Linked DNA regions of Mus musculus: regions 2 and 3 are each linked to region 1. A link is a contact called in ENCODE Hi-C data. All regions are on one chromosome and are shown on one strand. Each heading gives the region's core, a stretch centred on a gene start or an enhancer-like site at or near the end of the contact. The rest is flanking DNA. Distances are from core to core; before and after follow the strand shown.

The links. Hi-C counts contacts between places; a loop is a spot of excess contacts on that map.
Region 2: a map of heart shows a loop between it and region 1 (4-fold over the local background). The contact joins the promoter of Alad here to the promoter of Akna in region 1. A Hi-C loop is called at or near these places in 2 of 37 maps with a recorded cell type or tissue (T-helper 1 cell and heart).
Region 3: a map of T-helper 2 cell shows a loop between it and region 1 (3-fold over the local background). The contact joins the enhancer-like site here to the promoter of Akna in region 1. A Hi-C loop is called at or near these places in 2 of 37 maps with a recorded cell type or tissue (T-helper 1 cell and T-helper 2 cell).

The regions. Positions count from the first base shown.
Region 1 is chr4:63,400,713-63,405,230 of GRCm38, reverse strand. It overlaps Akna (AT-hook transcription factor), which reads left to right and starts at 1,786. Exons shown (of 22, transcript NM_001045514.3): 1 at 1,786-2,012. It overlaps Gm52742 (a long non-coding RNA gene), which reads right to left. Exons shown (of 3, transcript XR_003955424.1): 3 at 3,105-4,060.
Region 2 is chr4:62,517,526-62,522,043 of GRCm38, reverse strand. Alad (aminolevulinate, delta-, dehydratase) reads left to right here and starts at 1,981. Exons shown (of 12, transcript NM_008525.4): 1 at 1,981-2,184.
Region 3 is chr4:62,627,115-62,631,632 of GRCm38, reverse strand. It overlaps Rgs3 (regulator of G-protein signaling 3), which reads right to left. Exons shown (of 16, transcript NM_134257.3): 6 at 313-509. Among named protein-coding and RNA genes, the nearest start is that of Rgs3, 9.7 kb to the right of the region's middle. Within about 2 kb of position 2,017, at least 1 of the 3 ENCODE cell types and tissues checked has a DNase peak (open chromatin) inside an H3K27ac peak, as active enhancers do.

The sequences.
Region 1 (4,518 bases), core at 537-3,036:
AGTCGCCGGGGGACTGCAAAGGGAGCCCCAGCCCCCAGATGTGTGTACAAGGCAGGGCCTGGGAGATAGGAGTTGAGAGGTTACTCGGTTGAAAGTGCTTGGTGCTAGCTCAGACTTAGCCAGATCCTGGCAGCTGGCCCTCAAGAGCATTCATTCATTCCATTCACCCATCAGTCACAAGCCCTTGGAGGAGACCAGACTCTCCCACCTAAGGAGACCCGGGGGCAGAAACTATGGTGATGACATAGGTCCTAAGGTCCCTTACTGCACACTGGGCAGGCCGTCTGTCATGGAATTGACAGCAGCCTCTCCAGGGCAGTGGCCACTCTGGTTAGCCCTGTTCCACAGAAAGGAAAACCATGGCTCTAGCCACTGAGGTCACAGTGCCAGCAGGAGGTGAGGCTGGCATGCTGGCATTGAACTCCCTGGCCTATGGACTCTAAGATTCTCTCCATCACTCTTGGGTGGTCCCCAGCCTGGCTGCTCCCTTGAGGTCCCCCCTCCCCCCCCAGGGCTTTCTGGATGGCAGAGGGTTGACCTCATGTCTCTTCTGTTTCCTGACTCTCTGGGTCAGCAGGGGCAGAGTAGAGAGCCAGGAGCGGACTTAGGGCTCCTGCAGCATCTTCCTTCTACCTGGCTCCTGCCTCCTCCTGCCTGCCCCGTCAGCCTGGATCCTGAAGGTCAGATTCTGTACCTCCTGCCCCGGCCCCTGAGTCCTCTCACATCATATCCTGTTGTCTTCAAGGGCCTCCTGCTTCTCTCAGGTCTCTGCAGCTGCCTTTCTAGAACATTCTCATCAGTCATGCTTGCGGCTTGCTTCTGCCTCTCTGTCCTTCCGGCCGCTTGTGTGACTGTGGCCTCCCCACCCAGACCTTCCTGATAGTCCTGCCTCACCCCCACTCAGCTTGTTACTCTCAGGCCCCTGTCTTCAGCCAGGGCAGGTCCAGCATCTGAGACCTGAAACCTCGGGTGTTTCCCTAGGATCTGCGAGTCCTCAGCCTCAGAGATACCAAAGCAGCAGGAGACGTTGGTCACCAGCCTGTCTCATACTCTGCCTCAGGCACACCTGACATCTTACACACTTCACTATAGAGTGAAGGGCCAGGTGTGATGTGTCTGTGTCCCACCCTGCTTCTTCAGATGGCTACACCTCTCACAGAGGTGAAGGGACCTGAGGAGCCACAGGTTGGCCATGAAGATAATTCTGTTCCTTCATCTCTGGGGCCTCTGAGGGAGAAGCTACAAGAGGAGATGTTCACCTGATCCTCTAGTTCTTCCTTCTTACCTAGACAATTCCAGTGCAGGCTCATCTTATCTCTAGGCATGGACAGTAAGTGGAAGGGCAGAAATCCCTAAGTCTGCCCTGAGATGATGAGACTTGTGTTAGTAGACGAAGTTAAAGCTGGACAGACAGGAGCAAGCGCCAAGGCTGAGGTTCCCCTTTCCCTCCTGTGAGGATGGGCAATGAGACCTACACAGTGGGAGAGGCTTTGATAAAGTCTTCGGTGATGGAAGAGACCAATTTTGGGGTGGGAGTGGAGGAACTGCAGGCTCCTCTTCCTGGGACCGGCATGCAATGTGACTTTAGCCAAGCCTTCTCTGGACTTCCTGCTCGTACAAGCACGGTTGTGGTTGCAACTGAGGTGGTCTCAAACTCAAGGCCTCAGAAGTTCTCTTCCCATCAATGCAGCCCCACACTTGCCCAGCAAAGGGTTAAGCTCTTGGCGCCAGCTCCGCAGAGTAACCCCCCCTCCTTTTCACAAACACTTGTAGGAAATCAGGCTGGGCGCTTCCTGCAAGGAGGAGGAGGCAAGGCAAGGCCTCAGCTGCAGGGGCGGGGAGAAGTGGGGAGGGATGCTTGTCTGTGAGCTGAGGCCGTTCTGGCTGGCAGAGCAGTCTGGAGGCGTTCCAGGCTGCTGTGGAGGCAGGGGGCTCCCCAGGTTTGAAACAAAGACCTTGTGGGCAGCTCCCCTGAGCCCAGGCCGGCAGGATGGTGGTGTAGTACTAGTGAGGTAAGGAGCTGAGCCAGGAGGAGGGCCAGAGGGAAGGCCGCCTTCCCTCTGGATGGGCCAGTCATAGACTCTGGACAACCCTGGCAGGCAGCCCAGCCCAGCCAGGAAATCACAGCTACGCAGCTGCTGCCACTCCTGTCCAGTTCTGGGAGTCCGGCCCCCACGAAAGAGTGGACCCCAAGATGCTAGTTTCCAGTTCCAGATCCAATTTGGTTCCCTTGGTGAACTTGGACCCGTGTTGGTCCCTCTCTGTCCCCCGGGGTGGGCTCATCTCAAGGCCAGTTAGTGCTTGGGTTACTGAGGGTCTCGAGATGTTCGGAAGTGAGGAACAGGCCAGGAGATGACACCCTCCTACCCAAATAAGGGCAGGGACAAAGTGGGGGCCAGGAAGCCAGCTTAGAGCTACAGTAGGACAAGATGAGAGTCAGTAATAGCCTGGCCCCTTGTTAGTTCCTCCCAGGCTCTTTGGGTGAGCCAAGGGACAGTCCGGGGACATCCGTCATGGGTATCTCCACTTGCCGCAGGCCAAAGGCCACTCCTGTGAACAGGTCTATGCCCTGCCACGGATCCAAACTTGCTTTGGAGCCCCACAGCCCAGCCCTTCAAAAGGGTCCAGCAGCTTGGTAAGGAGGTCTTTCCCCTGCCATCCTCCTGCCTCCTATACATCTCCTGGCCTTGGTTTAATAGTCACAGTGTTCTAAACTTCCTGGTTGTTCTCATTAGGTGGGTGCCTCTGTTTCCTCATCGGGATGAGGTTAAGGTGGGGATGTCCTGGCTCTCTCTAGCTGGGTAGCATGGAGATTCTGAATGCCAGGGCTGCTGAAGGTTGAAGCTTCAGTGGGGGAGGATCATCCTGGACACACACGCACACGCACGCACACACACACACACACACACACACACACACACACACACACACACACATGCACGCACGCACGCGCGCGCTCGAGAGAGAGAGAGCTGTATGAAGCAGTGTGTGGGGAACAGGGCATTGCCTAGCTAGTTGCTAAATAGAATCCCTGGAGGGTGTGACAACATGGAGATCAGTTCTGTACAGGTGTTAGGTGATAAGAAGCAAGGACATAGAGAAAGCAGTGTTTGGTGTTTTTTTGGGGAGGGTGGGGTGCAGTTTCTCTGGGGGCAGGTGGGGACCTTTAGCTCAATGGCCCAACCATTAGCAGGACCTAGTTATAGAGGGGCTGGCCCTCCTGGGTCAGGACATCATAATTCGAATCCCCAGCTTCCACTGCTACCCTGACGGCTGTCCAGACTTCCCTGCCTGCCTGTGGCACTCAGGGGCCAGGCCCTGAGCCATCCTTGAAGTTCAGCTTGTATTTTCAGACCTCTGTGTTTTTGTCTGTGCTGTTCCTCTGTCCCGATTCCCCTTCCTCTTTCTCCCCTAGATGTGCTTGGTCTGTTAAAGCTGTCACCAAACTTCCTTCTTCAGTGGTTTTTCTGGATTGCGTCCTCCACGGAGGGTGGGATCTTGGCAAGCATGTGTGTTTCTGTATCCTAGGGGCTGAGAACCTCCAAGTTCATTTGGTGCGTCTCTGAGGGTCAGGGTGCTCACCAGACAGAGGGATGGGTGCAGCAGGAACAGGCCTAGGTGACCACCATTCCCCTTTACAGAGAGGAGCAGTCAGCCAGCCACATGCCTCGAGTGGCTGGAACATACAGGGCTGGCTGGGATCTGCTTGCCTGGTGCTCAGCCTGCTGCTCTATTGCAACTTCATCTCTGCCTGAGGTTGGTACCTATTTGACACTGATGTGTGTTTGTTGATTGACTACCTGACTTGGCCAGTTCCAGGCTCCATGACACTGAGGGCTGTGACTTGCACAGAAGAGTAAGGTCTTTCTCAGGTAAAGCTCACAAGTCGAGGCACTTGAGAAATGGGTGCAAAACTGTAACCACTGACTGTTGCTGCCAGGGATGTGTGGGCTCTCCGGAGAACGGTGAGATTTTTGTGGCTGAGTCATTGCAGCAAACTGGCCGTTCCTCTTTCTGCACGTAGGGGCCTCTGCGATGGTGCAGGCTGCTCTGCGGTGGGCTAGGGGAAAGAAAAAAATGACATTTCAAAAGTCAGAAAACCACATGCTGCAGCCCTGCCTCAGCAGAGATGTCAGGAGGTGTGGTTGCACCCCCCTCTACCTGCCCTCGCCTCCGCACTGGGCTGAAGCTGGAGAGGCTCTGTTGAGGTCCTTGCTTAAAGGAAGAGTCTGAAGACTTGACCTGGGGCCTCTGAGCCAGGATCCCACAGACATCAACCGAGTGCACACAAGGTCGGGATCCCCCATCACCATGGATTTGAAGTAGGGGTGCAGGTCCTGTACGGGAACGAGGGGCCTTGAACTTAGATTTACAGTATTTTGTGGGGATCGGGGCAGTACATGGGTGCCACTGCACACACCAGAGGCCAGAAGACAACCTGGAGTGTGAGTCTCAGTTGCCAACTTGTTTTAGGCAGCCCCTCCCTCCCTCACGGCTTGTGTATGCTAGGTTGGCTGA
Region 2 (4,518 bases), core at 732-3,231, 880 kb after region 1:
ACCACAGCTCTATGTTCTCCAGTACACACAGTTCTCAAGTCATAAGTAAAATTTATAAATCAAAATTCACCAAGAACTGCAGTGGTCCTTTGGTTAATAATAGGCCTTTTCCTTCCCAGAAGAAACATTGTTTCTTAATTCCCAAGAGCACGGTGCTAGACCTACCCTTCAAGGCCCATTTGTAATCCTGTGACGTCCTTTGAACTCAATTTCAATTGTATGTACTAAGTACCAAGTAGATCTTCCTAGAATATACCTTTGCTTTCAATGAGATCAAATCCATAGTTAAACCTGTTATTCAAGGCTTGTGTAAGAAGGGCTCACCCTACCATCTAATCTCCGCCATAAGGCTGTCAAGAATGGAAGGGGCTCAGTGACATAGCGCTTGCTTAGCTAGCATGTTCAAACAAAACCGAAAACCAAATTCTTCCATGTCTTTGGTTTGTTCTGCTCAATCCCTTAACTAGACTTTAACATTCTAAGAAGAAACCTTTTCTGGGAATGGAGATTTGGATTTAAAAGTAAGGAATACAACATCTGGAAAGAATCTTTGAGGTCTTCCATAAGTTTTTTCCCTGTTGTAATATCCAAAAATAAGTTCAAGACTACCCTGTACCTTCCCCCTTCAAAAGGACTTTCCAAACTGTACTAGCAGGCCAAGTACAGAGCCAGATAAAAAGCTGGCTGACTAAACAAATATAGAAACATAGTTTTAACGGTCAAAAACAAAATTAACAATCCTCCTGCCCCGCCTCACTAAAACACACACAAGGACAGACAAAATAAGAGTCACCCTACATAAACCAACCAATGTCTAAAAAGATTATTGGCTACACCAATTAAAATAAGCCAAACTACCCTGGTGCCTATATCCAACCCTTACAAAGGTATAAAAAGTGTGTTCCTTCTTTGTTCTGGGTCTCTCCTCCTGCCTGCCAGCTGAGAGGGGAGTCCCCAACATGCTGGATAAGTAAAATCCTCATGAGTTTTTGCAATGATGGTGGTCTCTGTGCTCTTTGTGGGTGAGGGTTTTCTGACAAGCTACAACACTCTCATACCCTTCACCCAGCTTCTCTTGTTACAACTTTAAGTTCAATTTTTCTAGTGAATTATTGAAAACCAAGATGAGTTCACAGATCTTAAACATTTTTAAAATGAAGATCTGGTGGTACCTAGAACATTTACAGTATTATTACACAACTGCCCACTTTTACCTCCAAAATAATTTTATCACCTCCTCCCTAGTGAGCATTCCCCAAGGCTCCCTCCACAAAGAGGGCCCTTGCCACTCTCAAGTCTTTGTCAAAGCCCCATAAACCTCTCTAGACCCCACGCTCCAGTCTTCCCCAGACCTTTGGTCAGAATTTTTCTTTTTTTAATTGTTTTTTGGTTTGTTTGTTTTCTGTTTTGTTTGTTTTGGGTTTGGTTTGTTTGTTTGTTTGTTTGTTTGGTTGGTTGGTTTTTTGTCACCTAGTGCTAAGATTAAAAGCATGCACCACCAAATTTACTCCCTTTTATACTCCAAATTTTAATGTATCCATTGTAGATAAACCTGATCTCCTAGCATACTTGGATGGTTAGTTTTCTCGGCTTTTTTTTTTTTCCAATGTCTTTCATATCTCTCAACCCATGAGATAGGGGCTGGATAATCAATTACATAGAATAAATAAATCTAGACAGTCAGTCTGCTGCTGAACGTATTTACCCGCGGTGTTAGGCATTACCGAGGTGTTTTAATGCCGTTGACATCCAATTGTTCTTTTACCAGTGAGCAACGCAGTCAATTTTTGCTCCGGGCTGAGAATAGACCGTCAAGTGAACTCTGGGATGAGTTCGGATTGCAAGCCAGGGCACCTCCCAGAGGCTCCGAATGCCCACGTGGACCCCCTCGGGCCTTCCCACCTCAAGTGAGACCCGAGCTGGGGGGCGGGGAGACGGGCGGGCTCTCGGGCAACTCTGGATTGGCCAAGATTCCAGCCCCGCTCAGCGTGGATCTGGCCGCGCGAGCTGACCAGTGATCCGGAGACTGCCCCGAAGGGAGCGTAAGCTGCATTCCCGGAGGGGCGGGCGGTACGGGAGCCGCTTCCGGGTGAGCCGCCCCGCCCCCACGTGGGCTTGCGCTTTTAGAGCGGGAGAGCGCGGTGTCCAGAGCCCGGCTCGGAGCGGCGGCGAGCAGCGTCCTTGGTACGTGAGCAGGCGCCGGCCTCTGGGAAGTGGCGGGTTGAAGGGGGACGGGACCCCAGAACAAGGTGAGGTGCACCCCTATGGCGCTGTGTTCCCGAAGCTCTGACGCTGTAGCGGAGACGCTGTCCCTATGCACCTACTAGAGTGGGCGGGATTCTTGCCGCTACAAGGTCTTGCTGCGTCCGGGATTCGGGACTCAAAGATGGGCTCCACCCGCCCCCTTTCTCGGAGGCCTCAGGGGTAGCCTCGGTTTCTGCAGAGCGCGATCTGTCTGGCAGGCTGGAGAAGTGGGGAAAACAATAAGGGTCGCTTGTGCTAGGTCTCTCCTGCTTCTGCTCATTCAGTCATACAACGATCCATTGAGATCCGCTTAAGACCCAGACCACATGAGAAGAAAAGCAGTCATGCAGCTTGAAACAAGAATTTGTCCCCATGCCTTTTAAATCCCAAAGTCACATACTAACCACCCTGCTACCAGCCGTGGCCAGGTCTAGGTTAAACCTTTCTTCCCCTACTCTCACCTGGAATCTCTGTCGCCTCTTCCATACTGGGACTATAACGTGTGAACTCTGTCCTTCTAATGCCAAAAGTCCTGGTGAGGACTGAGGGCTGCTAGACTCCAGAAGTTTGGACCATATTTATAGCTGACCTGCTGTATGAGACCTGCCCTTCTCGAGTTCAGTTTTACAGTTGTTTGATGTAAAAGCTCTCAGCCAGAATATTTTAGCAGTCTGTGGAAAGGCAACTCCTAGCTTGAAATGTCTAGACCCGGGCAGCAGGGGGGATTAAGCGCCCACACTAGATGAGGTCTAAGGTCTCTTCTTTAACCCCTCCTAACACCGTGGCAGGTGGCAGCTAGAGTGTGCAGGAAATGCAAATGAGCCACCGGGCAGTACCTTTTCAGAACTGCCCACAGATGCCTTTCCTGGGCCTCTTTGGGCTTCAGATTTCCCAGCTCTGAACCTTCTACCTAGCTGGCCCTCCTGACTTGTCTCCTCCCTAGCCAGGGCAGAGCCTGCTCGAGCTGGCACCACTTCACTACTATTTATGCCAAGAGCACAGCCTCCGGAATTCTTTGTGGGGTACAACCTGGGAGCCCAGGCTCTGAAGCTTTCTCTCAGCTGCTCCCAGTGGCAGTCTCACTCCCAGGTTGTGGGATGCTACCTCCTAAGGGAGGTGAGACCTTTACAGTCTTTCAGAAAAGCTACCCCGCAGTGTCTCTAAGAAACTACAGTGTTCCTTTTCCTTCTTGTCTAGTACGTGCTGCTGGAGGGCGGCTAGCCTCTCTCACCTCAGGCAGTGGCTGGAATGTATGTCCTTCCCTAGGTGTGGCGAAGGGTCAGACACAGTACAGCCTACTCATCCCAGCTCAGCACTAGCCATACATTTAGCGTTACTTGCCGCTGCTACCGTGGTGTTAGACATACCTCATCAGTAATCTGATCTTCACGCAGGCTTGATAATATCAGCACATTTTAAATCTTGAAAGAAAAAAAAAAAGTGGGGGAGGATCTGAAAGGCCTTGCCCGTCGTTATAGAATCGACTCTGGGATTGTTTGGCCCAGAAACAGTTGTTTCTGCAATACCTTGTACAGCTTGCTAGCAGAGTGAACCTGTTGTACAATGGGAGAGAAGGTAGCCTGGGCCCCTGTGGTCTTGTGTTCCTGTATTCCTAGGCCCCTGTGTTACTGTATGAGGCACAGGGTTTAAGCTCAAGTTTGCAAACCCCCTTAATTTGTGGAAAGTGCCCTGCCCATGTTTGGAAATCTTCCAGACTCTGAAGGACTTCTCTCAAAGAAAAACCCTGATCTAGAATTGGTTCTATAAAACAGAAGCAACTCTGGGCACCTTCCCACTCTATGGACGTTCATTAAGCATCTGCTATCACACGCTGTATAGTACAGGGCCTTGGGCTGGAAGTCTCAGGCTAGTCCCTACCTCTGCCTTACTCACTGTGTGAGTTCAGGTGGCCTTCCATCCCTTCATTTCTCCTATCAAACTGTGAGGGATTGAATAGAGCTTTTTTTCTTTTAAGTCGGCACCAACGTCTCTTTCAGTTTCATCTAGTGGCCAAAATAAAAACCTGCATCCGGGCAGGAGATATCTCAGTGATCAAGAACACATGTTGCTCTCACAGAGGACTTGGGTTTGGTTGACTCAACAGCCATAAGCAACACTAGTTCCGGGGACCACACAACCTCTTCTGAATTCTGTGGGCATTGCAAATATGTGATACATATGCATGCATGCAAGCAAAACACTCCTAGCCATAAAATAAGCCCTTAAAAGTTCAAAACAAAGCAAGCAAACAAAGCCTAAATCAAAGTTGGACTG
Region 3 (4,518 bases), core at 768-3,267, 770 kb after region 1:
AGTTTCACACATAAGTGCCTCTGGGTGAGGCAGCCGACATCACTGCCAGACTCTGTAGTGCACCTGTCCCGGCCCCAGAGGATGAGGGAGCTGGGAAGGGAGGGCAAGGACCCTCTCATGGCTCCACACTTTTCCACATAGCCTTCTGGAAACGTCTGCTTCCCTTATAACCTCCAGACTAGGAAACTATTTTTCTGTCCCCAGAGAGGGCCCTGAATCCTGGATGAGTTTACACCCTTGTTCCTGGAACCAAGGTCCCTTACTGTTCTCACTTCCTCCTGAGGGGACCCCTGGGGTGTGCCACAGGCTCACCTGCACAAAGACAGGGAACACCAGGACTTTAGGGGCCAGGGTGACATAGGTGCCGTAACTGGAATGCGGGATGTGCGGTCTCAGGGCTGAGCAGTCTTGGTAGTTACTGTGGCCCTTCATGGTCTGCACTGTCTTCATGAGCCGAGACTTCTTGCCCAGGCCGGTGTACGATTTCCCTTTAGTAGTAGTCCCCGGTTCTGTGGAACAGAGGTTGGGGACAATGAGGTACTTTCATCGTCTCTTGAGGGATCCAGCCCCGCCCCGTAAGAACAAGGAACAATGTCCATTTAGTGAATCCCACTCCAACCAGGCTCAGCCTCGGCCTTGAGGATTCCTGAGTGGGAAGAAAAAGAGCAACTCCAGGGCCAGGATAGAGCCATCAGCCCACAACTGTGACAGGGAGTGTTGCCCTGCCACCCCACCCCTCCCAGTGACCCAGACACCAAAACAAAGCTATCCACTTATCAGCCTTGGGCGTTTGAAAATCAAGAAATTGTCTAGGCATGTTGGCACACGCCAAGAATCTCAGAATTCAGAAACCCGAAATCGAAGAACTTGAAGCCTGAGCAGCCCGGGCTGCACAACAAGATCCCATCTCAAAACAACAGCAGCAACAAAATCACAATGCAACAGAAACTCCCGTCTAAACACTCAGGGCTGACCTCACAGCATCTGCCGTCCCACATGGAACGTGAATTGGAGCAGAGGTAGCTTTGCAAGAGACAGGACAGGGCACACACGCTCATCCTGTTACCACCCCACCTCGGAACGCCTGCTCATCACCAGCCAGGCACAAAAGTCTGTTCCCTGCGATAATGGAGACAACATGCTTTGCCCGTGTGCTCCAGGGTCCACACTTCCACTAGCCAAGGTTAGCAGGAGCTACCTGGCCACCACCATCAATTTGTATAGACTAACACACGGCACTTGCTGTGTGTGTTCTGAATGAAAAGGTAGGAGCGAGCCTGAGCGATGAGGTTCACACACTCCTGATCTCCTTCCTAGGGTTCCCGCTGCCAGGGGAAACCAGCCAGACTCTCCCTGACTAAGGAGCCCAGCCTGTGTCTCAGAGCCCAGGCGTCCTCTAGCTTTCTGCAGACAGTGAGCAGGTGACCTGAACCAACTCCGTCTTGGGGAAGCTCCCCACCAACGCAAAGGCCACTGAGAAGAGGAAACAGCCCAGAAGGTTTTCACACTTGCTCCCTCTCCCTCCCCCTCCATGCTCCTTCTCACTGAGAGGTGAGAAAAACAAATCAACTCTCCCCCACCCCCACAAGTGACCAGATCGCAGCCTGGCCACAGCACTCAAACCACTTCCTGACTCTTCAAGGGTGGCTGAGACAATACAAAGAACAGGGACCCAGATGGGGACAGGAGGCACAGATGCAGGAGAAGTGTCCCATAGCTTTCTTTCTGGCCTGGCCCTGGGGGTTGACAGGTTGGTTGTCTGTGCAGTAGCCTGTTCTTCCACTGGTAAAAATACAACCTATGTTTCAAGACCTACCCTAGACTTGAGTTGGACAAGACACCTTGAATGTGAGCCATGTCCTCCTCACTCAAAAGCTGACTGTGCAGCCCGGAATGCTGAGCAACTGTGCACGGAGCAGGCTCCTTCCCTATTTGAGACAGTTCTCTCTGTCCAGCTGAGTCAGTGCGGAACTAACAAAAAGGCCCCATGAGAAACGGGGGTTGGAGGCCAGGCTGGTGTGTGATTGCAGGATGGATTGATTACCTCCAACACGAAGCCAGCCATTGGCGGTAGCATGGCAGAGAAGGCCTGGAAGCACGCCGTAAGTTAGGTCACAGAACAGTCTGGAAACAGACAGGCTAGCCGGACAAAGCACAGCCTGGATCAGGGAAGGTAAAACCATGCAGGGCTGACAAGCAGGGGCTGAGGTCATCCAGACCAAAATGAGGGAAGGATGCAATCCACAGTGGAAAAATCCAGGTGTGGGGGCTCTAAGTCTCAGACTTACAAGAGATTTCTTCCCTAGGCCCGGCTGCCCAGCACTGTCAAAGAATCTTCACCCTAGATCTCAAGAGTCACAAAGCAGCCACCTGACCCGTCTCTCTGCTTCCAGAGAGGAGAGAACTGCTTAGCCCCATTTTCCAGCAAACAGAGGTATAGCGTTCTTGTATGAATGGACCAAGGTCATTCAGCTAGTAGAGGACACAAGCCAGGACCTGCCCAATCTAGGTGGTAGCCACTCCCTAAAGGAGCACTGACAAGCCACTCTGAGGATATGGGGCAAGGGGTGTGGTTCTCCGGAGCTGAATTTTCTTTTTCCAAGTTATTCTTTTTTTTTTTTTTTTTTTTTTTTTTTTAGAACAATCCAGATTGCAGGCCGGCTGCTGAGCCCCACGAAGGCAAACTTCCACCTGTCACCTCTTGTGAGGATGTCTGGCCTAAACCTGTATCAGCTCCATTTCTTCTAGCGCCTGTTTCACTGACCAAACATAGTAATTATATGGCTTTGCTCTGAGCTTCTGAGGCGAGCCCTGGCAGCCCTCTGGCTCTGGCTCTGGCGGTGGTAAACTTTCAAAGAACAGCGGCCTTGGGGCATACGCCAACTACAGCCGGACAGGCACTCTAGGCTCTGGAAAGGCCTCAGACCCTGTTCAACGCAAGATGGCTAAGCTGTCCCTGTTCCTGATATTCAAAGCAGGGTGGCTGAGCTCTCCATCCTGAAAGGCCACCATCCTTGCAGGCCAGAGGAATCAGAGGCCATCACCCTGGTGACTGCCCTAACCTCTGGGTAACCCCAGGTGTGTGAGGGGAAACCACATGCCCGGAATTCTTCACTCCTTCCTCTGAACTCACGACTTGGGGCTGCAAAGAATTAATCCATGAGAAAGATATCCTCTGATACTAAGAGGATCACTGTGCTGAAATATGAGTGAAGTCGAGATCGTGACACAGGGTGGCTCAGTTGGTAAAGTGCTTGCTGCACTAGCCATGTGGCCCTGAGTCTACTCCCCAACACCCAGGGAAAAAGCTAGGCATGGTGGCATGTGCTTGTGACCCCAACACTGCAGAGGCCGAGACCTGTGGATCCCTAGGGCTCACTGGCTGGCCAGGGTAGCTGAATCAGCAAGTCTCAGGCCCCAGTGAGACTCAGTAAAATAGGGTGGATGGCTCCTGGGTTTGACCTTTTGCCTCCATGTGCATACACACTCACACACATACAAACATGTGCATGTGTGTGGATACACACCATGTTAGATCTGGACAGAGGGAACTCAGAACACTCCCACTGTTATTAACACCGCCATCTCTTCCTGACTTGTTCTTTCCTCCGAGGCTTGGGTGACCATGCCCTTCTTGGCACTGTATTTTCAGAGAGGAGTCAAAACACAGACATGGCTTGGGACCAACCATACAGGCAACTCTGGAGCTTCGTGGGAAAGGATTGAAGAGCTCCCAGACCGAATGCATATGCCCAAGTAGGTGACACATCTTCCAGGGTCCCTTCCTCAGTGGCTTGGCTTCAAAACTATACCAACAACCAGAGTCCTTCTCCTCAGCCGTTCTGCCCAAGTTCCACCAAGTTTCTGTTGCCTCACAGGCCCTGGGTCTGAGGTTGAGCCTACAGAAATATGCTGAGCTCGGCCCGGCCCCCTAATAAAATCACCATTTAGCAGTGACATATTTACTTTGCCCTAATGTGCCCACTAAAAGCTTTTAGACACTTACTGTTGAATCACTATCAGACTCCTCCCTGGGAGGAACACAGCTTCATTTCCGGCAGGCTGGGCCCAAGTGCTCACAGGCCCCAGCAGGGAGAGGAAGGAGGTGCCTTCCATCAGAAATTCTGAGCCTGATAGGAGCCCTCTCTTCCCTAAGGCCCAAGTGCCCACTTTAAGAATCATCATCGTATCACTAATGGAGGGGGGAAGAGCACAGAAATAAATCTGAGATGAGATGGGAAGGGCCACTCTCAAGGAAGAAGGCCAAGGGTGTTGTCTACAGGCACAGAAAGGTTCAGTCACACTCCAGGTAGGCCTCACAGGCCACATGGCAAGGCTGGCTTCAACCTTCTAGACCAGCTGGACTTTGGGGTCAGAGCTCTGTGGCAGGTGTGTGAGGGCCTAAGGGTCTGTCCCACCAACTCTTGCACAGAGTCTCATATCCCAGGGTTCCTGGAGGAGTGATTGCTTTCTGCCAGCTCCCACTTCTGGCCCCAGAATGTGCAGGCCAAAGGAGAA